Regions from separate parts of the Mus musculus genome. Here all the other regions are linked to region 1. The links are chromatin loops, found by intact Hi-C in ENCODE. Cell type or tissue: left cerebral cortex. All regions are shown on one strand.

What was found. Peaks named below come from ENCODE experiments on the same cell type or tissue, not always from the same donor. Only the 100,000 strongest peaks of a DNase experiment are listed, where the experiment ranks them.
Region 2: it touches region 1 in a loop (12-fold over the local background); 2 of 42 quality-filtered maps call a loop at or near these places.
Region 3: it touches region 1 in a loop (7-fold over the local background); 2 of 42 quality-filtered maps call a loop at or near these places.

The regions. Positions count from the first base shown.
Region 1 is chr9:17,388,373-17,396,372 of GRCm38, reverse strand. No RefSeq gene overlaps it. Among named protein-coding and RNA genes, the nearest start is that of Gm39296, 36 kb to the right of the region's middle. In left cerebral cortex, no CTCF peak of the experiment used is centred here; DNase peaks (open chromatin) are centred at 616, 2,329 and 3,143; H3K27ac peaks cover 844 bases.
Region 2 is chr9:17,739,464-17,747,463 of GRCm38, reverse strand. No RefSeq gene overlaps it. Among named protein-coding and RNA genes, the nearest start is that of Gm39296, 390 kb to the right of the region's middle. In left cerebral cortex, no CTCF peak of the experiment used is centred here; DNase peaks (open chromatin) are centred at 1,550, 4,619 and 4,946.
Region 3 is chr9:16,928,545-16,936,544 of GRCm38, reverse strand. No RefSeq gene overlaps it. Among named protein-coding and RNA genes, the nearest start is that of Gm39296, 420 kb to the left of the region's middle. In left cerebral cortex, no CTCF peak of the experiment used is centred here; a DNase peak (open chromatin) is centred at 4,796.

The DNA of each region.
Region 1 (8,000 bases):
ATCCATTATCCATGAAAGATACTGTTGGATGCCCTGAGGCTTTACAGAGAAGTCAAACCATATGCTCACTGCTGCTGGAATGACTATAGAAAGTCACAGTACTTGAGCCCTACTGATGATGTTAGCTGGATAAAATGATGGCACCATAAGGTCTTTCTTTGTGTATTTTAATGAGTTAAATGCTCAGAAACATAAGGTTATACATCCCCTAAGACTTCAGCCTCACTAAGCCATTGATGTTCTCATCATCCTTGCCAAATGCTGTCAGATGGGATAGATGCACTTTCAGATGATTGAAGCAGCAAATTATTTTCACAGTCTTCACATTGAAGTGATTCTATTTTCTCTGTATGTTCAGGTTGCATGCTACCCTAATATCTCAGCACATTGTAGGAATTTACAGGAGAATATAAGCAGGACTTCTCAGTGCAGGACATTTAAAAGGGGCTGCATCTCTACAGGAGTTTGGAGGTAAGAAAACATAATTGAGTTCTAGATCATCCTTTTAATGGCTTCAGGGTGATGACAAGTTATCCAAACTTTCAGAACTATTTTATCACCAGAAACATAGAGTTGATGCTAGTGATTTAACTGTGAGGATTGAATTGTGTGGGTTGCACTTGGCATGGTGCAGAGACTCTAACAGTATTTCTTGACTATATGGTTTTCAAATTCTGTTTAAAACAGAAAGTAAATAAAAGCTGTGATGTATTTTAAGCCACCAAAAATGTTCAATGTTTGTTTTAAATATATTTCCTGATTCCATCTTGTTGGATCATTCAAGTGTGATTTACATCTCCAACAGATACAAGTCATCAGATTAAAGGGACCAGGATAAGTAATTTGGTACACAACTTGTGTGTGTGTGTGTGTGTGTGTGTGTGTGTGTGTGTGTGTGTGTGTGATGCCACAGAGCATGCAAGTTAATCCTGAGCACCATCTCGAGGTAGAGCCATGGTAAGCTTCAGGATTACAAATAGCTCCCCAGCTCCAACAGCCTGAACCCAAATGGAAAAAAAAAAACATCAGCAGGGATTTCTGCATGTGCAGAGGCAGTGGGTGATAGGAAAGGTAGCAAGATATACTGAAAGGATTCACCACAATATTCACTGTGAACTCATAAAAATCTCATTTGTTAGTTGCTGTGTATGTGCCTGACACTGTGGAGGATTTGCATCATGTAGAACAGAACTGTCAGTGTTAAGAGTCAAACAGATCAGATTAAACCTCCCATCTCTGTCATCAGGTCTCTATTCCCAGGAGCTCTGTTAGTGTGTGTAGCAAAAGCCACCAAGGTAAACCTGCTCCAGCTTTGTTAAAGATGACTTGTTGACAGACAGGTCAGATGCATTTTATTTGATGAATGTTACATTTCCTACAGACACTGAGACATGATACTCCTGAGGATAGTGATAGTATCTCCTCATTTGAGATGTGTTTACCTCTGGGAACATGGGGGAGGAATAGCAAAACTTTTATTTTATTGAAAATGTGCTGGAAAGCAAGTGTATATAACTGTTCTTGCTGGTCCACTAGCCTGTTCTGAACCTAGTTGTGGTGCACAGACATTCTCACTATGGTGCTTCCCTTACTTTTTATGATACTTTCTCTTCCAATACCCACTCTGAATAAGATATCTTAGAATATTTATTACCCTTAACATATGCTAGTTTCATGAAGTAGTTTTTTTTTTCTGTTTTTTCAACAATGATCAGTGATATAATTGTTTTCTGCTCTGCTAGTCATGTTTCAAATACAAATTTAATCCCTCTGTGTATACACATGAATGTGTGTGTGTGTGTGTGTCTGTCTGAATCCTCTCTAATATCTCAGTCTCTCTAAACATTCGATGTGCCCTATGCTTTGGTCAGTTTTAAATCATGAGCCTCAATTTTTATCACAGCATGCTGTTGTGACATTATTTCAGATTGTCCAGATGAAGAAATTGAGGATGAGCAAGTCTTATAATAGTCTCTCTAAGAGAAATTTTATAACAAGATTTTCATATAGCAAATTACATTTTTCTGTTTTTTAACATTCTCCATAAAAATACATAGTTTGTGAACATGAATTGAAGCATAGTAAAGGTATTAGAAGTAGCTCATACAGTTTTGGCTCCTTATGGTCCATGAACTTTGATCTTGAGTGGGGATCAGATTGAAAAATGGAGTGGGATGCTTGGGTCCACTTCCTAAGTCTAGATCTCTGAGGTCCAGTGGTAAAGAAGATTCAAGCTGAGAAAGTATATGTTTCTTCTGTCTTTACAACTTTATTCTCGACCTTAGCAGCTTGCATGGTTCACACCCACAGAGGTGAAGAATGCTTTCTTTACACAAATTCACAGGAGACTCCTTCAGGAAACAATTTCACAAATTTAAGGCAGAACAAATTATATTAATAGCTGAAAGACATCACGAACCCAGAAAAGGAACTGTGTAAAAGTAATTATCAGTTTTCTATAGAGAACAGAAGACATTATAAAATAAGGGGACATTCTAGTCTTCCACTGACTTCTAATCATTTGCTCTATTTGTGTTGTACACATCTGCAATTCAGCCTGCTCCAATAGATAAAACTGTCTGCATGGAATATATGCATAACCCTTATGTAGTGGTACCCAGTAAGCAAATATTAAAGGGCATGCCCATTTTGTAACTCACAATGTCCTCCACAGACATAGCATAAATATAAAATAAAGTATTAAATAAATAAAATGGAAAATTATATGATCCAAGGTCATGTTGCATGTTCTTTCCAAAGTCTGTTTTCTATACTTGTAGAGGAAAGAATTTCTCATTATTCTACTGTGCTTCACAGCACCCTACACTATCCAGTCTCTTGACATGAAAATCATGTCCTCTAATGAAGCAGCTTACGTAATCTTTCTTCAGGTGTTTTTTTTTTTTTCCCATGATTAAGATTTGTTCAGACTTCTCCTCAAAAAGGATATTGAAGAGTGTTGGTGAAATTGTCAGCCTTCTGTGCTAAGTAGGGATGGATCCTGAAAGAGTCCCCTGTGTAAACTGTCTGTCCATATGTTTCTGTGGGAAATACCATCTGGATTACAACTCATATTTTATGAAGCAGGAAAGAAAAAAATATGTTCACAATTTAACAGCCCTGATTCTATGGGAAAGTGGAACTGAATTTAAAATAAAGTTATGTAATTTTATATGAGAACCCACCATGCACCAGACATCATCACAAACACTTTCCAACTTAGACAAATGAGTCATTGTGTTTCCCTTCCAGGAAAGGAAACCCCAAAAAGAGCCAGCTTGTCTTTGTCAGTAATATAGAAAATATGTTCAAAAAATATCCCAAAAGAAGGTGCCTTCAATCATTCTAGTCAGAAGATGGTATAACTGAACTTATATGTCAAGAAAACATCTTTTTCCCAGGGTTATTATGACAGTACCTGCCGTGAACAAGCAAGCAGGATGGTAAATGTCATTGCCCATACTTTCTCTGTTTGAACCAAAAATAAAAGACGATGTTTGAGGGTCATTGAAGGCAGGGTGATGAGCCTGCCTTCTATGGGCTGCCTTAATTCACACATTCACTAATGTGTGAATATAGAACATATTCAATGCCAAACACCAACATTAAGAGTAACTTAAGAGTGAGGCCCAGTTTGGCACCTCAGATACTGATCAGGAATCTCTTGGCTCCTTTACCATGTGTGTCTCTAGAAGGCACTCACTGTCTTTTCTGCTGTATTACTAAGCCATGTTACTTTATACAGTATGATCAGTCTATACTCTTCAAGCTATTTTCAGTCATTAAATGAAATTCAGTAGACTATAGGAAGGATTTTCTAGTTGTTACTAACAACTGTACTAGAAGTATAAGAAGACTTCAAACATGCACTTATACAAACACATAGCATATCTTCTTATGCAAAATATGCATATATAGTCATTGTATTTACTACATATTTTGTCTTAGTTAATCATTGTTCTGAAGATTTGAAAATCACCTACTTAAGGAGTATATGCAATAACTTTTGAATGTGAACTAACAAACAATATTAAACTCATTTAGTGTTTAAGCAATATTCTGGAGTTATAGAAGCCAGAACTTATTCACTGACAAGTTAAAATTGGAGCAGTTACCTAGGAGAACAGAGCTATGTTCATGTTCAGTTCCTAAGGCTTCTTTAAGTATTGATGTAAGTATGATATATTTTTTCATAGTATATTCAGTCAGTTTCTTTGAGTATCTTTCCATTAGACTTAGGATAATTAAGGGCTCAAGGTGGTTTTGGAGCTTTAGTTCCAAGACATGCCACTGGTAAGTGCTCATTGAAAATATGTTTAACAGACCCAAAAAGAACACAAATACCAGAACAGACTACTATACCGAGCAAAACTCTCAATTTACCATAGGTGGAGAAACCAAAATATTCTGTGACAAAACCAAATTCACACACTATCTTTCCATGATTCCAGCCCTTCAAAGGATAATAAAAGGAAACCTCTAACACAAGGAAGGAAATTATGCCCTAGAAAAAGCAAGAAAGTAATTTTTCAACAAACCTAAAAGAAGAGAGCCACAAGAACAGAATCTGAACTCTAAAAACAAAAATAACAGGAAGCAACAATTATTTTTATTTTTCCTTATTTCCTTATTTTTATTTCTATTTATTTTTATATTTCCTACTTTTATTTTATTTATTTTTATTTTCCTTAATACCTCTTAATATTAATGGACTCAATTCCCCAATAAAAAGATGTGAGGAGCCGCCCTCACATTTGCCATTATAAGATGGCACTGACAGCTGTGTTCTAAGTGGTAAACATAGTCTGCACACATGCAGGGGCAGTTTTCCCACCATGTGTTCTGCCTTTCCCGTGATGACAACTGGGCCGATGGGCTGCAGCCAATCAGGGAGTAATACATCCTAGGTGGAGGATAATTCTCCTTAAAAAAGGGATGGGGTTTCGCCATTTGCTGGCTTGCTCTCTTGCACTCTGGCTCCTGAAGATGTAAGCAATAAAGCTTTGCCGCAGAAGATTCTGGTTTGTTGCGTCTTTCCTGGCCGGTCGTGAGAACGCGTCTAATAACAATTGGTGCCGAAACCCGGGACGAGAAAAAACTCGGGACGAGAGTTTACCATCACCGGTGCAAGGAAGATCCCTCATTCCAGAACCAGAACTGCGGGTCGCGGTAATAAAGGTTCCCGTAAAGCAGACTGTTAAGAAGGATTCAACTGTATGAATTCAGAACTTTTCAGCTGGGGAACGAGAGTACCAGTGAGTATAGCTTTACGAGGTAAGCCTGGCCTTGAACTTTCTAAGGAAATTCAAGACAGTCTATCAGAAGTAAAGTGGAAAATGTTTGGCCTTGAATTTTTTCTGGTGTTAGAAGCCCTTTTGTTCCTTTTCACATGTTATCAAGTGGTTAAGATAGGGCGGATTCTAGAGGAAATTCAGGACAATCTATCAGAAGTAAAGCGGGGAGAGAGAATAGGAGCAAAGAGAAAATATGGTACACAAAATAAGTATACAGGCCTTTCCAAGGGTCTTGAACCTGAGGAAAAGTTAAGGTCAGGGAAGAATACCTGGGGAGAGATTGGAAGGAAAGAGGAGAAAAAACAAAAGAAAAAAGATCAATCAGCGGAGGTTTCTAGGAGAAGGAGCCTATACCCATCACTAGATGAGTTTAAGGAGCTAGTTCTTAGTAGCTCTGAATCAGATAAAAAATTTAGCTTCTCTGAAGAAACAGACTTGGAGGAGGAAACAGCTCGTTATGAGAGAGAAAAGTGCCAGCCAGATAAAATGCGAGCTAATCGGTCAAGGAAAAAGCCAAAAGCGGCTGGCAAAGGCCAGCTTGCTGCTTGGCCTCTTGGCAGTCGGCTTCAAGGTCATAGTGCACCTCCACCCTATGCTGAGCCCCCGCCCTGCGTAGTGCATCAGCCCTGCGCAGAGAGGCAATGGACAGAGAGGCAATGCACAGACTCGTTCATTCCAAAGGAGGAACAAAGGAAAATACAACAGGCATTTCCGGTCTTTGAAGGAGCCGAGGGTGGGCGTGTCCACGCTCCGGTAGCGTATATACAGATTAAAGAGCTTGCCGAGTCGGTCCGTAACTATGGAGTCAGTGCTAATTTCACTATAGCACAAGTGGAAAGGCTTGCGAATCACGCTATGACTCCTGGTGACTGGCAAACGGTTGTAAAAGCCGCTCTCCCTAGTATGGGCAAATATATGGAATGGAGAGCGCTTTGGCACGAAGCTGCACAAGCGCAGGCCCGAGCAAACGCAGCTGCTTTGACTCCAGAGCAGAGAGATTGGACTTTTTGACTTGTTAACGGGTCAGGGAGTTTATTCTGCTGATCAAACAAACTACCATTGGGGAGCTTATGCCCAGATTTCTTCCACGGCTATTAGGGCCTGGAAGGCGCTCTCTCGAGCAGGTGAAACCACTGGTCAGTTAACAAAGATAATCCAGGGACCTCAGGAATCCTTCTCAGATTTTGTGGCCAGAATGACAGAGGCAGCAGAGCGTATTTTTGGAGAGTCAGAGCAAGCTGCGCCTCTGATAAAACAGCTAATCTATGAGCAAGCCACAAAGGAGTGCCGAGCGGCCATAGCCCCAAGAAAGAACAAAGGCTTACAAGACTGGCTCAGGGTCTGTCGAGAGCTTGGGGGACCTCTCAGCAATGCAGGCTTAGCGGCTGCCATCCTTCAATCCCAAAAATGCTCCATGGGCAGAAATGATCGGAGGACATGTTTTAACTGCAGGAAGCCTGGGCATCTTAAGAAAGATTGCAGAGCTCCAGGTAAACAGGGAGGGACCCTCACTCTTTGCTCTAAGTGTGGCAAGGGTTATCATAGAGCTGACCAGTGTCGCTCTGTGAGGGATATAAAGGGCAGAGTCCTTCCCCCACCTGATAGTCAATCAACTGATGTGCCAAAAAACGGGTCATCGGGCCCTCGGTCCCAGGGCCCTCAAAGATATGGGAACCGGTTTGTCAGGACCCAGGAAGCAGTCAGAGAGGCGACCCAGGAAGACCCACAAGGGTGGACCTGCGTGCCGCCTCCGACTTCCTATTAATGCCTCAAATGAGTATTCAGCCGGTGCCAGTGGAGCCTATACCATCCTTGCCCCCTGGAACCATGGGCCTTATTCTCGGCCGGGGTTCACTCACCTTGCAGGGCTTAGTAGTCCACCCTGGAGTTATGGATTGTCAACATTCCCCTGAAATACAGGTCCTGTGCTCAAGCCCCAAAGGCGTTTTTTCTATTAGCAAAGGAGATAGGATGGCTCAGCTGCTGCTCCTCCCTGATAATACCAGGGAGAAATCTGCAGGACCTGAGATAAAGAAAATGGGCTCCTCAGGAAATGATTCTGCCTATTTGGTTGTATCTTTAAATGATAGACCTAAGCTCCGCCTTAAGATTAATGGAAAAGAGTTTGAAGGCATCCTTGATACCGGAGCAGATAAAAGTATAATCTCTACACATTGGTGGCCCAAAGCATGGCCCACCACAGAGTCATCTCATTCATTACAGGGCCTAGGATATCAATCATGTCCCACTATAAGCTCCGTTGCCTTGACGTGGGAATCCTCTGAAGGACAGCAAGGGAAATTCATACCTTATGTGCTCCCACTCCCCGTTAACCTCTGGGGAAGGGATATTATGCAGCATTTGGGCCTTATTTTGTCCAATGAGAGAGCAGCGTTGGGGGATAATGTCGATATTTCCACTCTCAATGATTCTCCTGCTTTTTTACCACTAACTAGGAACTGGGTTTAGCCTTGATTCAGACAGCCTTGGCTCTGTCTGGACAGGTCCAGACGACTGACACCATTAACACTTTGTCAGCCTCAGTGACTACAGTCATAGATAAACAGGCCTCAGCTAATGTCAAGATACAGAGAGGTCTCATGCTGGTTAATCAACTCATAGATCTTGTCCAGATACAACTAGATGTATTATGACAAATAACTCAGCAGGGATGTGAACAAAAGTTTCCGGGATTGTGTGTTATTT
Region 2 (8,000 bases), 350 kb before region 1:
GACTGTCTCTGCAGCCTCTGCAGCATAGGATAAAAACCATTTATAAGTTGTCCAATATTTTGTACATGGATTTTAGGGATCAAACTGAAATTAGTATAACTCATACTATAAACAGTTTATCAAGAGTGTCATCTTTTTTGTTTTCAACCAGGTTTTTGTTTTCAACCAGGTTTTCTTTTTGTATTTTTAATAAGAAAGGAAGTTGCCAGTGAACTTTAGCTAGTATTTGTTTTGAGTTCTAGTTTAGTCTCCTTGTGATGTGAAGCATAAATAATATGAAGGAGCATCACTAGTAATTGAAGTAATGACATCTGTCACCTTAAACTCAGTGTGAAATATTCTTGATGTCTACTACTTTCAGAAATTCACTTTTAAATAAATAAATATTCCTGATTACAGATCAATTACATGTGGCTGACACTCCTCCACTGGAACCAATGCATTCAAACCTTAGCAGCATGAATGGAGGAAGGAAAGGAAGGAAAGAAGGGAGGGAGGGAGGGAGGGAGGGAGGGAAGGGAAGGGAAGGAAGAAGGAAGAAGGAAGGAAGGAAGGAAGGAAGGAAGGAAGGAAGGAAGGAAGGAAGGAAGGAAGAGAAGGAATGATGGGGTGGAAGAGGAAAGGAAGCAAAAAATGAGGAAAGAGACAGCAGGATGAGGGTGGGATTAAGGGAAGTACACATACACACAGAAAGAGAGAAAGAAAGAGACAGAGAGACAGAGATAGAGACAGACAGAGACAGTGAGACAGAGATACAAAGAGACAGAACAAGAGAAACATACACACCTTGAGACAGAGGGTTAAAGAAAGACTACTTTTCTAAAAACCATGCAGATGGGCTAAAACCCAACCATTCTTTAGAAAGCTTATAATGTGTATTTTGCTTTAATTATCCCCAGATCTACATCTTGATGTTCAGCATTGATTGAATCAGTTCAAAGGTTGATAGCAATCTGCATGTGTGGATGGTGAAGGAAAATGTAAATAAATAAATAAATAAATAAATAAATAAATAAATAAATAAATAAAAATAAATAAAAATAAAAATAAAAATAAAAAATAACTATGGAATAGCTATTTGGGAAATCTTCATACAATACATTCCATTTAATCATATCAGTAAAAACTGAAGTAAATCCTTCATGGGGTGCAGGGGGACAGAAGATGAATATTTTATAAGAAGAGGGTTTTCAGCAGGGACCAATAAATCACCCATTTAATCCTACAAGTGTCTACCAAAGTGTAACTCCTGTTTTTATTTTTTCTACCTTTCTTATTAGCGTTTTCCTATATAGACAGTTTTAGTGAAAATTGTGGCTAACATCCAACTCATTTACAAAGCTGATGTCTTTTTTCTCAGTGACACTGTGTCAAACCAAAAGCCATATTTGAGGGTATAAATACCTTGGCAGTGCTCAGCTGGTGAAGGCCCTGAAGGATGTCTGTGTGCAGTCTTTTAACTGGACTCAGCTCCTATTGCCTTACTCTAACACAGTTTCCCAGCTGGAGACTATTTTATGCTGGAGAGATGGTGATATATTTTTGAAGTTTGTAGAGGTCTAAATGGGAAGGAAGGCTTTCCCTGCACTTTAATTGCTTGTAGCATACTTGAAATTTTATCTGGATAGAAAAATAAATCTCAGATGTCAAGCTTTGTGGTTCTCCAGAGCTGCTCATGCTTGCAGTCATTAAGAAATATACTCAGCATTAACCATAAATCAGCTGAAATGCAGGGAACTGCTCTGAATACCTCCTACTGCTGATGGATAGTGGCTTAGGAGAAAAATGCTTCTCTACCATTATTCCTATAAGAAAAATAATACTTTATTAATAAAACAAGATGCCAAGCCTTTCACTTTTAAAGACCTTTGGTTACTTTTCTTTCTGAGAACAAAAATATTCAGTCATTTTAAAACAAGGAAATTAATGTGTGTTAAGTGATATCTTTCCCTTGTCCTGACTAAATGATTCAGGGCAGGTTTCTGTTTAGCTCACTGCTATTTACTTTTCCCAGCCAAGCAGAACCTAGTGGCCTCTGTAGAGGAAGTAGGGTTGATCTCTACAACATGGACCTCCCAGATGCATGTCACCTGCTAATCTGTCATGTGTTCTGGAATACTCTTGTTTGGGTCTTACCAAAGCAGCCCTGAAATAATGCTGATATAAAGGCCCATAAAGTCTGAGAATTATGAAGATTTCTGTGTGATGACTTATTGTAAAATTTTGAATGCATGTATTTTGCTATTGCTTTGTTCTTGGATAGACTGGCAATGGTCAAAGTACTTGGAAGATGTTTAAACGTTTTCACGCTGAAACACAGAGTACATTGGACTTGGTGCAGTAGTGCTGTATTGAAGGTCAATAGTGAATATGGGTCAATTCTCCTCAGAGACTTTTATGAACAAAAGTTACTAATCTGTGAATTAGCTTTGATTTCATTGTGACTAGCATTTTTTTGTTTGCTATTTGTTCTTAGTTTTTTGCTTCACATCTGGCAAATATGTTAATGAATATAATCCCCTTGAGTCTTACAAGCATGATGCAATTCTACTATTTTTAGTTCACCCCCAACTCTGTGCTTTCTAGTGAAAACATCAGTGCACCAAATCCCAAATCCCACAAAAATCAATGGATAAACACAGGCTTTTTTGAAATTTAAACAAAAGACAAATTTGCAGCTATGACATTTATCATTCCATAGATAAAACAGAGGTCATCCCTTGGCTTCTAGTGTCACCTTGGTAATTGGAACAAAAACTCCAGGCACATAGATGAACAATGCTGTCAGGAGGCATTCCCCTATTTAGCTGTCATTTTTTAACACAAATCCTCAGTGAGTATTTACTGAGTACTTTCTTAGTTCTAGTGTGGTCAAGGACATGTACACCTGAGGGCGCCCACACTGCCATGATCTCTGTCCTGAGCCTGCCCTGTACTTTGGCATTCTTTCCAACCAGATGCAGCTACTATTCTTTCCACCCGAAGTCTCAAGTAAATGTGAGCCTTAGAAATAGGTGATTACACCAGAAATAATTGCTTACTGTGGGAATTTACCGGGCTTCAAAACCATACAAAGGTAGGTCTAGAAGGATCTCACACACTGCCCAGTGTAGGACTGAGAGAGTCTTACAGAATTCTCAGTGTAGGTCTGGGAGAGTCTCACAGGATTCCCAGTGTGTTCTCTCAGCATTACAAAGGTTCAGTCATCTCAGTGAGAAACATACTTCTACTTCAAGAGAAGCAGTTTGATAGCTTAGGGTGGCACAAAGTTCCACTAAAAGGAATTATTAAATATACTTGCTTGTGTTCAGTAGTATAAAATTCAAATCCATAGAAATAAAATTGTATAACAATTCTCTATATAATCTTTAAACTTATAGCATTTTTTATGATTTTAATGTTTAGTGAATTTCCCCAAGAATACAAGATTATGTAAATAAGTGAAGTACTATATTTTGTTTGAAAATTTACCAAGAGTTCTTAACCATTAAATATTCACACTGTGGGGTATTTAAAACACCATCAGCTGGAATTTCAGTAATTTATACTAAAAATTGTAGATAATAGAATATAATTAAAATAGGAGCTGAACGGGTCTGCAGGCCTATAGGAGAAAAAACAATTTGAACTAACCAGTACCCCCAGAACTCCCTGGGTCTAAACCATCAATCAGAGAAAACACATGGTGGGACTCATGTCTCTAGCTACATATGTAACAGAGGATGGCCTACTCAGCCATCAATGGGAGGAGAGGCCCTTGGTCTTGCTAAGATTCTATGCCCTAGTATAGGGGAAATACAGGTCCAGGAAGCAGAAATGGGTGGGCTGGGAAGCAGGGGAGGGGAGAGGGGATTTTCAGAGAGGAAACTAGGAAAGTGGATAGCATTTGAAATGTAAATGAAGAAAATATCTAATAAAAATATATTAAAACAAACATTAGAACAACTAACATCAAAGCTAGAATACAATTAATATAGATAATATTTTTGATAGTGTGAAAAATTCCTTTGTCTGTTTAAAACTATGCTAAATTATTGCATTATGTTATTAGTAAGTAAGTTTTACTGTTATACATAGGTATGGTTTTAATATTTTCTTTGCTTGTTTATTTTTGATACTGTAATGAGCTGATGATTGCTTCTTTACATTTTTTAACATTGTAATTACAAAAGCTTTGCACATTATTGAATACTAAACTTATTAACTTTTTCTTTTGTATTAGGACAGTATGCTTATTTTAAACATGGTTATCAGTTATGGATTACATTAGGATTCCAAGGAATTTTATATTATTAGGTTACTTAAAAGCAAATCAGACATGGTAGAATATAGAATCATAATTTGTTTACAAATGAATTGGTGAAAATTAAGGAGAAAAGTCAAGAACTGTATCATTGTCTGCTGCTGAATTCAAGTCAGAATATTGGATAGACAACTGATGCCAAATAAAAAAAGCACGGAAGTGTTAAGTAGAGAGCTGGAGATCTGTTGCAAGTCAGTTTCCAGTGACTGGCTGGTTAACTCAAGGACATCAAGTCTGAAAAGTAGGAGGACAATGAGTAGGTTTATTTTGACAAAGTTGTTGCAAAGTGGGGGTGGGGGAAGTCTTCCAGAGACCCATCAAGCATGGTATTTGATTCATCCCTAATTACTAGGAGATTTGCAGAATTCACTTGCAGCCTAATCCTTCACCCTTTCATGGAAGAAACTTGAGTTTCTAGTGGGTCTTTTCTGGATGCCCTGGGTATCCTTTTTCGCTCCCCTGTAACTCTGTGAACCTCTGTTTCTTGGTGACTTGTCTGATTTGTCAGCCCTCTTGTAAGACCTTGTTTTAGGTCCTTTGATTCTCACTTGCATCTACAATCACTTAGGTTTTTTTAATATCAGCTTCTGGTATGTGACAGATGGCTCACTTCAGATGTTACCACCACCTTGGAGCATGGAGGTGGTGAAGACTTAAGTGTCTCTGTGTGAGCTAAATGCCCACTCAGCAGCCTGTTCATTCTAGGTAGTGGCTGCTATACCTGACCCAATTTTTTTTCCTTCCTTATCATTAAATTAGATTAACAACTGCCACATGTACTGGAAGGCTGACACAAGAATTGGAGGGATGATTTATTTCTTTACCTGATTTAAAATCTACTTACTTGATCGCTGCTTCAGAGCAACAAATCGAAAATCTGTTTAATTTTTATGAGTAGTATGTTGGAATCCATGGCAAATGTCTAGCAGTAGTCTTTTGTGAAAGTTGCATATTTTTCACTATAATTACCTAATCTTTCATGTTAGTTTTTCATGGAATGTGGCATTACATTCTTGTTAAATGATATCAGAAATATGATTTTAAACTGTATGGCATAAAGAGTCATACAAAAATATAGAAACTGTATAAAAGCACTAGTGATCTTTGAATATTTAATTTCTTTAGAGAATGGAACCTGACATTCAAGTATGTTATTCAAAGTATCAAGTCTATGACTAAAAATCATTAGTGCTTCTCCTTCCTTAGGTTGTCAGCCTAATTTCAGAAAGATACGCCTGAAGTTTTTCAGAAAAAAAGATGACAGGAAATACAAACAACATCAATGACACTTTTTAAGAAATAAATTTGGGACAACTTCTTTAGGTTCATCTTTTATGTTGTCTCAAATACTTGTCTATACTTAAAATTGAATTGAGACTGCTTCCATAGTACTGTGGTGTGTAAGAGAAATTAAATTAAAAATGTCATTTAATACTTGGTTAACTGTTGCTAAGAAATGTTGTACTTATTGGTTCTCCAGCACATCTAGTACCTTCTGGCATGAACTCACTCATTCTTCTTTGAGAGTCTTATTTCAGTCTGTTTGGTATAATTCCCTTGCCCAGCCTAAGATGCTCCCTTCAAAATTCCATAGCTAGCAACACAGCCTTCTTCCAGTCCCCGAAGAGGCTGTCAATTTTGGCAGAATGAGTTCAGAGAAAGAAATAGCAGCTACCCTGAGAGACAACTTTACCTGTGAAATGCAGGTAATATAATTTTTTATTGAAGCAGTTAAAAAGAGAAGTAAATAGAGAACTTAGCCCTCAGTATAGCTCAATGAAGCAAGAGTAAAAACTCCTTATTTATGAACTTCCTGTCACTCACTTTCACCTGCATGTGAATTTCTAATAATACAATTTGAAGCCATTTGTTGTGGCATAGGTTTGTGACATCAAACACTGAACTATAATGTGATGAAAAACAATGTCTTTTTAATGTATACTATAGTTCTGTGGTAAGAGTTTCTAATATGTAGCAAAGAGAATGATTGTGTGAAATTGTAATTCATTTACAAAACAAAGTGAAAAACATGGAAGAAAATTTCAGGAAATATTTGGAACGTATAAAAATCAATCCTATTGAAATTGAAAAATGAAAAATATCACCAAGTATCTGAGTTTGAAGACAGTTCAACTTAATGTAGAAAGGAAGAAAATACTGGAAACTATACTGGCACATTTTCAAACTAATAAATTAGAAAATCTAGAAGAAAAGATCAGTATAAAAGATTCAAAGAAACATTGAGAAAAAGAACTCTGATGATGCAATATCAAAGAAGTGAGGTATCCAAAAGAAATTCAGGAAACAACAGCAAGTACAAAGCCCAATGCTCCAAGGCATGTTATCGCAGACGTGCTGAAGAGAAAGAAAACAAATTGAGAATCTGAATTAAGGATGATACAAATTTCATGTGAGGATATTTAGGAAAGGATATTTCATGTGAGGATATTTAGGAAAGGAGGGAGGCATTTCTGGTAGGAATGAGAACCAGAAAACAGTATTGAAAAAATTTAACCTTACACAGAATTCAGTAGCCTTCAAAGTTTTCATTCTAAATAAAGACAAAATGGGGACATTTGAGAGGAAATAAAAAAGTCATAAAATTTATCACAAAATAATTTGTACTAACAAGCAGCCCTCATCCACACAGAAACAAAGCAGAATGAAATAACATAAAAACAAAAATAAAAAGATACTTTTCAAACTGAGGGAAATGGAGTAGTTTGAATATCCTTGGTCAATGCAAAGTGGGACTATTAGGAAGTATGGTCTATATTGGAGTAAGTGTGGCCTCATTGGAGGAAGTGAGTAATTGTGTGAGTGGATTTTGAGGTCCTGTGCTCAAGCTCCAATGAGTGTGGAGGTGAGTCTCCTCCTGGCTGCCTTCAGATCACTATGTAGAACTCTTGACTCCTCCAGTACCACATTTTCCCTGGATGCTCCCATGCTTCCTGCCATGAGGACAATGAACTGAACATCTAAAACCATAAGCCAGACTCAATTAAATGTTTGTCTTTATAAGACTTGCATGGTCATGGTGACTCTTCACAGAATTTTCACAGGACCACGGGGATTTCACCCAACAGCAAAAAGTTCCATATATTGAAAATAGCACTCAAAAATAGCACTCATTTTAACTACATGCAGAAGTACAACTGACAATCTTCTATCTAGTCTTAGTTTAATAACGGAAATGGTAAATAAACTAATAATAACAATAAACAATTATGTAAAATTTGTATAAAGAACCCAACCCAACGGCAGTAACACAATGGACATGACTATTTTATTGTAACTCTAACACACATGAAGTGATAATTGGAAGTAAACACAATCATTTGATAATTTGAGAATTCACAGTCTAAATGACCACGTCATATGTGGTCATTTAAGATTTTATTATTAAATAAGACTGCATTTGAAGACCTTAAGTCATATGAAGTGTATTGAATTATTACACCATGCATTTATAATTTATATTTATAATATCAAACTATAGCTAGATAATGATGACAAATTTGGAAAATTAAATGGATATTATTAATACTTTCAGGGTTATAAAATTTATCAACTAGGAAATTGAGAATTAATTTGTCTGAAGTAACAAGAATATGAATAATAACATTTGGAGAGTGACATAAAGGTATGTTTAAAGGTAAATGCATATGAATATATGCCTATAATTAAACTTGGAGTA
Region 3 (8,000 bases), 460 kb after region 1:
CAATTTTAAACTTTGTGTTATGAAGAGGAATTTTCTAAAGCTTGTTGGCCCTTTTCCCTAACCTCATACTTGTCTTTTCATCACAACAGTGATGAACTAATATCTCTTAGAAGCATCAAGGGTTAGTGAAATATTTTACTTGACCATCCATCAAACTGCTTACAGGCTTAAGTCATGAAACTGCAGTAGCAGTGTCTCTGTTCCACTCTTTTCCAAAGCCAGCTGCTGGCTTTAGCTGTCATTTCCAAGGACCATGAGATCAGTAAGGATTATAGACTCAGGGTGTCTCTAGTAACAACATTGAGAATCAATAAAAAATGATTGGCCATTTAGCATAATATATCTGTAAATAATGAGAAGTTTCTTGTTGGTAACAAATTGATTTTGAAACTGGTTATTCACAGAGGATATGAGAGGGATTTCAGAATCCATCTTCTTTAGTGACTGAATAGTCATGGGTCAGAGAGTTCAGAATTTGTTTTAATATAGTAGATATTTGGTGACACTTTGTACAACTATGTATCACCTTTACTAAATGAGCTACATGGACCCTTGCTCTGGCTGCTAAGTGCATATTTGTGAATATGGATATTGAAGTGAAAGATTTTTATCAGCCTTTGAAACTTTTCAAAAGACAATTCATTTCATATTGTTGCCAAGAGTGGAATAATAGGTGACAAGGGTTGGTTTACTTTTGAACAAGTTAAATGGAGATGGGCAGTCTTATACTTACCACAGTCTTACCACCATAGGGGTAAAACAACATACTAGATTCCCAGCATGCATGTTTGAGGAAGGCCTAGGAGAAGGATGCAGGGAAAATCAGAGGACATATTCTGTTGGTACAGAACAAATCTGGATTCTGACTCTTTACTTACCAACAGGGAAGTTATATAAGCCAAATGTCTGAGGTTTGGCTCCTCATATGAAGAGTGCTCATGCTTTATAGTTTTACATTTAAACTGGAAAATAACATATCCTAGAAACCAAGACTCATTGAAGAAATTAAAGATTATTATTAATTTATTGAAGATCACAATTTGAAGACCCAGCTTTACTGAGATTTCAAAGGTCTGCAAACAGTCTGTGGAGGAAAGTCACTCCTATTTGAGCCTCTCCTTTCTCCTGGCCAGTTACCAATATATTATATTTACAAAGGGTCTTTTAATTTTCCTTATATGACCACTTTAATAACATATAAATGTACAGTGCCATTTTTAATCAAGATTTTATTCTTTAAATGTCCTGTCAGATTTATTAAAATGGTGTTCGATCTGATCAGGTCAATGACTATAGATCAAGTCATATCTTGCCTCTGGTCTTAGAGATAGGGGTCAGCAAGACAGACTAGATTTCTCTGGTTTAGTGAAGTTTATTTTTTTAAAAAAAACTAGTGCAATGCATGCTAGCTTAGAGAATATGAGGACTGTTATAATCAGAAACTCAAATATAAGCTGGGCATTTAAAAAATAATGTATAGCTAGGTCCATAGGTAAAGAGAGGGAGGGAGAGAGAGAGAGAGAGAGAGAGAGAGAGAGAGAGAGAGAGAGAGAGCTCACACAGAAAAGTGATAGCATCTTCACATTGAGAATCAGGGAGAAGACAGCAGAAATTAAATTAATGTCTAGAAAAAGAAGAAAAAGTTACAATCTGTGGAGAAAAGCAGTGCAGATTTTTAGTCAAAACTGTCAAGGTAAACTTATGGTGAAGGTTTGGGGCAGTATCTTAGGACTAAAGGGAAGGCATTGAAAGTCAAATTTTGAAGATCCAATCTCATCGAAATAGAAATAGAATAGACAAAAATCAAGTGTGTGTGCTAAAATGCAGCTATCTGACTATGGAGAAGAAAATATATTTGAAGTAACACAATCACTGGGTGAGATGTCCTTCGCAGGAGAATGAGTTATAAGAATAGAAAGGGGTTTCTGAATAATACCATTTTCTGCCTCCTGCAGACCCATGCAGAAGAATACTATACTTGTATGTTTGTGTATGTGTGCATGTGTGGGTGTATGTGTAAAAACTTACATGTCTTCCAAACTGCAGAGCATATGTTTCTTTAAGCTCTTTCTTTTTATCAAACATAAAGCTTCAGTTCTAATGGTCTGTGATAGTTGCCAAACTGTTTGGCATACAGTACATCAGAGTAAAGCCTTGCTGATTGATTGATCACAGAGTAGAATGAATATACAGAAGGCTCACTTTTCAGCTTTTAAAAATAATTTTGTTTCAGATACATTGAGAAACAAATACATTATAGCAAAATATTTGAATGAGCACCTCTGTGAGAGGCAGAGAAATAGGACAGATTACAGATACGCAGCTGAAGTTGGATTCTACCTAATCTCTCCATTTATTATTCAGAAGAAGGAATGGTGCACTGCTACATTTTGCTTTCTTAACATACAAGTTGGAACACACACATTCTTTATAGAGGTTTCTAGAAACCGTGAGACTTCTTGGACGGTGCCAAAGGAAGTCTAGGTACAACTAAGAGCTCTGAATATCCCCTCTGAAGCCAGAGGGACATATTACCAAATTACAGAATCTGCCATGCTGGCCTGCTAGCTTCTAATTATCCATGGTGGTGATGAAGCCTGGAGGGTAAAATGGCCTCATAAAATACAGTAATAAAGGTGTCCTTGGTTGTACCATCATTTTGTAAAGTGCAAGCTGTGATTGATTAGACAATCTAAACCACAGGCCATCTGCAGCCTGCCAAAAGAATGCGTGTAGCTCTAACATTAGGTTCAGGCAACTTTCCAAGCTGACCTTTTGTCCAAACAGCTGGAAGAGACATGGGCTTATGGTGCAGCAGCCATACTCCATATGTCCCTCTAGTTAAAGGAAAGCAGGCTGATATGTACCCTTCTGCTGACTCATCCCTCTAACAGTCTAGGGACTATCTGCAAACAGTACCATCTTTATTTGACCTTTTAGGCATGTTGAACTTCAGCAATAATTGTGGAAATACCATCAAGGAAAATTTTATTAGAACGCGCCATCTCAGCCCTCAAGAGGCTTAGAAGTGATGAGGACATTTCCACAAATGCCAGGAAAGGGGTGGTAACTGCTAAAATACTTAATGAGGAAATTTTAACTGGGTATGTGTATGTATTGACTGATCTGCTAGCATGCCCAAAGAATGAGAATAAGCCCCAGTACTGTCTCCAGCCTGTTTTTGTAACATTAGACATAATCTAACATTCCTTCCCACCATACTTCATTTAATTGCTTTTGTGCAATGTCTTCTTCAGTGACTATTAGTACTTTTACACTGTATTTTAGGGGTTTCTGGGTAGCCACATTTTAAAAAGAACATAAGTGTAAAGAAACATATACAACAACAAATAACAAAACCTTTAAATATAAAACAAAGTTAACAAAGAAAATAGCATTGAAAAGGAAAACGTTAAGAGAAGGTGGCTATGATTTAAATAAAAGAATATCTCCCGCAAGATCATGTGTTTAAATATTTAGATCATCTCTTTTCAGAAACTGAGGGATCAGTAGATGGGGTTGAGTTTGAAGAGGGTTATGAGGGCATTTCCCTGCTTGTGTTTTGCTTCATCTCTCTGTTATCCGCTGATAAGTGAGAAAGTAGCTGGTCCACACTACTTACCATGCTTCACGATGGTGAACCATGAGCCAAAAGAAACCTTCATCCATTAAGTTATTTTTTTATTTGCTCAGCTATTTGGTCACAGCAATGAGAAAAACAATGAGCACAAATATATATTAACCCAACAGACAAAGAAACATCCTTGGCTCCGAAGTCACAAAGCATACTTAAACGCCACTATTATCTATGAATTATTATGTAACACAATCCCTTTCTCCAAGTTAGATCTGCTTCTGCCATTTGACAAGCCTTTAACATCTGCACCATGCTGAGGATTTATTCAAGCATCATCTGAAAGTCTAATGTTTTCTGGATATTTTACAGTGGACCAGGATTGACACCAAGTCCATCCTACTTATGTTCTTTATATCACAGCAACCTAAGGAAACCAATATTTTTCTTGTCAATTCTAGAGACAGGAAACATGTATTAGATTCCTTTGGTAAGCTGTAGAACTCTAGCTTAAACCAGATATGCAGGCTAATTAATCAAGACACTGACACAACTGAAACATTCAAGAAGTGCAAAGGAAATAAACAATAACATTAGCCTTGGTGGGGCAATAATCAAAAGAATGCTTAAGAATAAACAAAGAATACACTTTAAAATATACATGTACGTCACTGTGGTTGTGCATAGGCTTGAAGTGTCTGCAGAGTCCACACAAAGGCGTCATATTCCCTGGACCTAGAGTTGTGGGTAGTTGTGAGCTGTGGAACACAGGTGCTGGAAATTGAACCTAGTCATTTTCAAGAGCAATACATGCTCTTATACACTGAGTAATCTTTTTAGCCCCACAGCTCATCTTTTGAAAACACATTTTGATTAACTTAGAAAGAGAATGTTCACTAAACCAATACAAGCAAAGCAAAAAATTATAAAATAGAGGTTGGAATGGGATGCCAGCTGAAGATTTGTGTGAATTTCTCTGTGTCTTTCCAGATGAAATATGGTTGCCCATTTTTTTTTTCTTTTGCTCAAGTCTCAGTGTAAACTCCTGCAGCGCCATCAGGAGCACTCCTGTAATATGTCTGATGACTCCACTTTTCCTTGTGGGTAACACAGTCATTTGTACAACATACCATGGCTTTCAGAAAAGGGAGATGCTTGATATCTAGGCTTTCGCTCTGTGTCAGTTCCATATTCCATGCTTGCATCTGTTATTTGAAAATCTCACTGTGAACAGATGGGCCTTCAGTTTTACATGTGAATGAATCCAGGAGAAGCAGCCAACAGCACAGAGAAGAGAAAAGTGATACCCGAAAAGAAGTTAACAGAACCTATGTCTGTGGCACATGTCTTCTTTCTACCTCTTTTTGGAGAATTTTGGCTTAGAGTTTTTGGCTTAGTAATGTGATGCCTCGGTAGCCTGAACATGGAATATAGCCAGTAATGACCTTGAACTCTTAGAAGTCTTACATCCTGTTCCTGGGTGACAGAATTGCAGGCCAGCACCATCAGGCTTAGCTTGTTCATGAAGAATTTAAAGTTGGTTTTGTATACAAACAAGAGTCTTTTCATTTACCAGTAATCTTTAACAGGCCAGTACAATCACATCTACACTTCTATGTGCATTAGCTAAAGAGAAATAAACACATGTTTTATGTCCTTTATTATAGCACTTGCATCGACCATCTTATTTAGTCCTAAAACAAATACATCTCTGTAAATGGATGGCAAATACCTAAAGCACAGACATCATAATTATAAGAATATGAGTTAAAAGAATAGTTCAAACTTAAAAAATGATAGAGCTGACATCATCACTTCATTTACCAATGGAGATGTCTGTTCTTTGCTTTCCCAGTGGTTCTGTTCTTTGTTTTCCAAAGATAAGTCCTTCTCAGAACTGATTTAAGGAGGAAGTGGGGCTGTAGAAGAGTTAACACAGTCCCCACCATTCATCAAAATTCAAAGATAAGATTGTTTTATTTTCATTATTAATTATCCCCATGCCCCTAATGCCAAATGTTACAGAGTATGTCAAATCAAAGAGGCATTGGTTAGTAGATGAAGTAGTCATGTTTACATGTGGCTAGTACTTTTGCTAAGCAATATAATAAAACTATATGGGACCCATTGAGAACAATAAGAAGTGCTTTTATGAAACAGATTGAGAGTTGAGGGCTGTTTTGAAAAGATTTCTCTATGTTAACAATCTTGTTATATGTGACTACGGAACATGAGCCTACTTCCCATTTAATAAGCATTCGTTCTTTATGCCCAGTGATCAAAATTAAGGGACTCACTGGCAAAAGCCTCTGGTTCTAGTTGACCCCCACAGTACTGTAATTCTGTGATATTAATCAAAATACTCAGCACTCACATGTCTAATGGAATGATAACAGAATTTCTCTATGAGCCTCATAAAGTTCAAAGTGGAAAGCACAAACAAAAGAATAGCATAAAGTCACTATAAATATAACTAATATAACTTATTTCTCCTGTTTATCTCCAACATCTGCTGTCCATGAAAAAATTCATTTTTAATAAAAGGCAAGTAGAGTGAAATATTCAGCCACTTCAAAGTTTCAGTGACTGAAGCTGAAATTCTCCTCATGTGGTCCTAGATTGTGTGGTTTGCCTTTCTCTGCAGTACACAGCCTGGACCAGTTGATTCCCTCATTTATGTTTCCACCTGCCCCAGTCCCTAGGAGTTTCTTGCTTGTCATTCCAGAGGTGTTAAACATCTCTCCCAATACAGAAGATGAATTGGAGAAAAAGGGAAATAATTCATCTATCTACTCATCCATAACTCATGCTGGCAGTTAGTAAGCATTTAATGAACAGATAAGCATGTGTCAGGCACTGAGCTAAGTTCTAGAGGCACAAATTAGAAAAAAATAAGGGATATAAAATTAATAGTTGGCCTGCATGATACATTCCCCTGAAGGTGTTCACAGTGAAGTTGGGGAGGTAGTAATATAAACATACCTGAGAAGTGGTACCATAGGTTGATGAGCATTGGCTAAAGCTGGTAGGCGCTACGGTCTTAAAGGGAGGATCTCCTCGTCAATGTCCAAGTCATGTGTCCCTCCTGCGAGTCTGATGGTATTTTAGAGACCCAAATCTTTTCCTATTTTTAGGGCACACCTTATATTGGTAGAGCTTTCTGATATAATTCTGCTGCCTGGACTTCAGAGACCATCTCATCTCCTTTGTGACCTATAAGTAGTTTCTGGATTTTCCTGAATCCCCTGCATATCCTAGGTGGCAAACATGCTCCCTACCAAATTACAAATTACAGCCCCTTGAGCTGAGGGGCCTCTTTCTTCTCCAATGACTTGCATTACACCTTAGCAACTGATTTTCATGCACTGTGAAATGTAAAATCTCCATTAGAAATGTGAGAGTGAGCCAGGAGTGGTGGCGCACGCCTTTAATCCCAGCACTTGGGAGGCAGAGGCAGGCGAATTTCTGACTTCGAGGCCAGCCTGGTCTACAGAGTGAATTCCAGGACAGCCAGAACTATACAGAGAAACCCTGTCTCAACAAAACAAACAAGCAAACAAACAAACAAAAGGAAGAAAAAGAAAAGAAATGTGAGAGTGGTCAGTCTGAAGCCCTATTAGGTATATATACAAAGTAAATATAAGACACAGAAGAGGTGTCTATGTATGTGCTCATTGTCATAATCATAACAGCTGAGTTACTGAGTCAGCTTAGGTGCCAACCAGCAGGTTACTGGATTCAAAAAGCAGTCTATCATCACAGATGCAAAGGAGTACCAGTCAACTATTAAGAAGAATAAAACCTTGTAATTTACAGGAAGATTAGTGGTATTGAAAGACATCATACTAAGTTAAACAAGCCAGCTATAAAAACAAGAATCAGTGTTTTACTTCATTTGGAGAGGGTAAAGAAAAAAAAACTAAATGATACCGAGCTAAAAGAAGAGGGACAAAAAAGAAAGCTAAAACTGCAGAGAGGGCTGAGAAGGGCCAGAGAGGATATTAGGCAAGGTGGATTTGAACAAACATGACTAATGTGTGTACATAGCATAGGCATATTATTTTGCATAATCTACATGGTTAGTAAAAAGGTCCATTATTTATAAAGAAGGAAAATGACATACTTATCTTTAGCCGGGAGTCTTCTCAGTATTATATTTCTACCCTATTAGTATCAGATTAACAATTCCTAAACATTTGTTTTGTTCCTGATATTGGAAGGCACTGGAAACACAACAGTGAGTTCCTCTTATACAGAGCATAAGAGAGATTACAGAGGGAGCAGTAATCCTGGGTGTCTTGATTTTTAGGAAAGTGCTTATTGAAGGTACCTTGGTATTGGAAGATGATAACATTAAATAGTTTCCAAAACTTGGGCAGCTTCTTTTACCATATTAATTGTCTCTTAGGTTTAGAGTAGCCTCAGA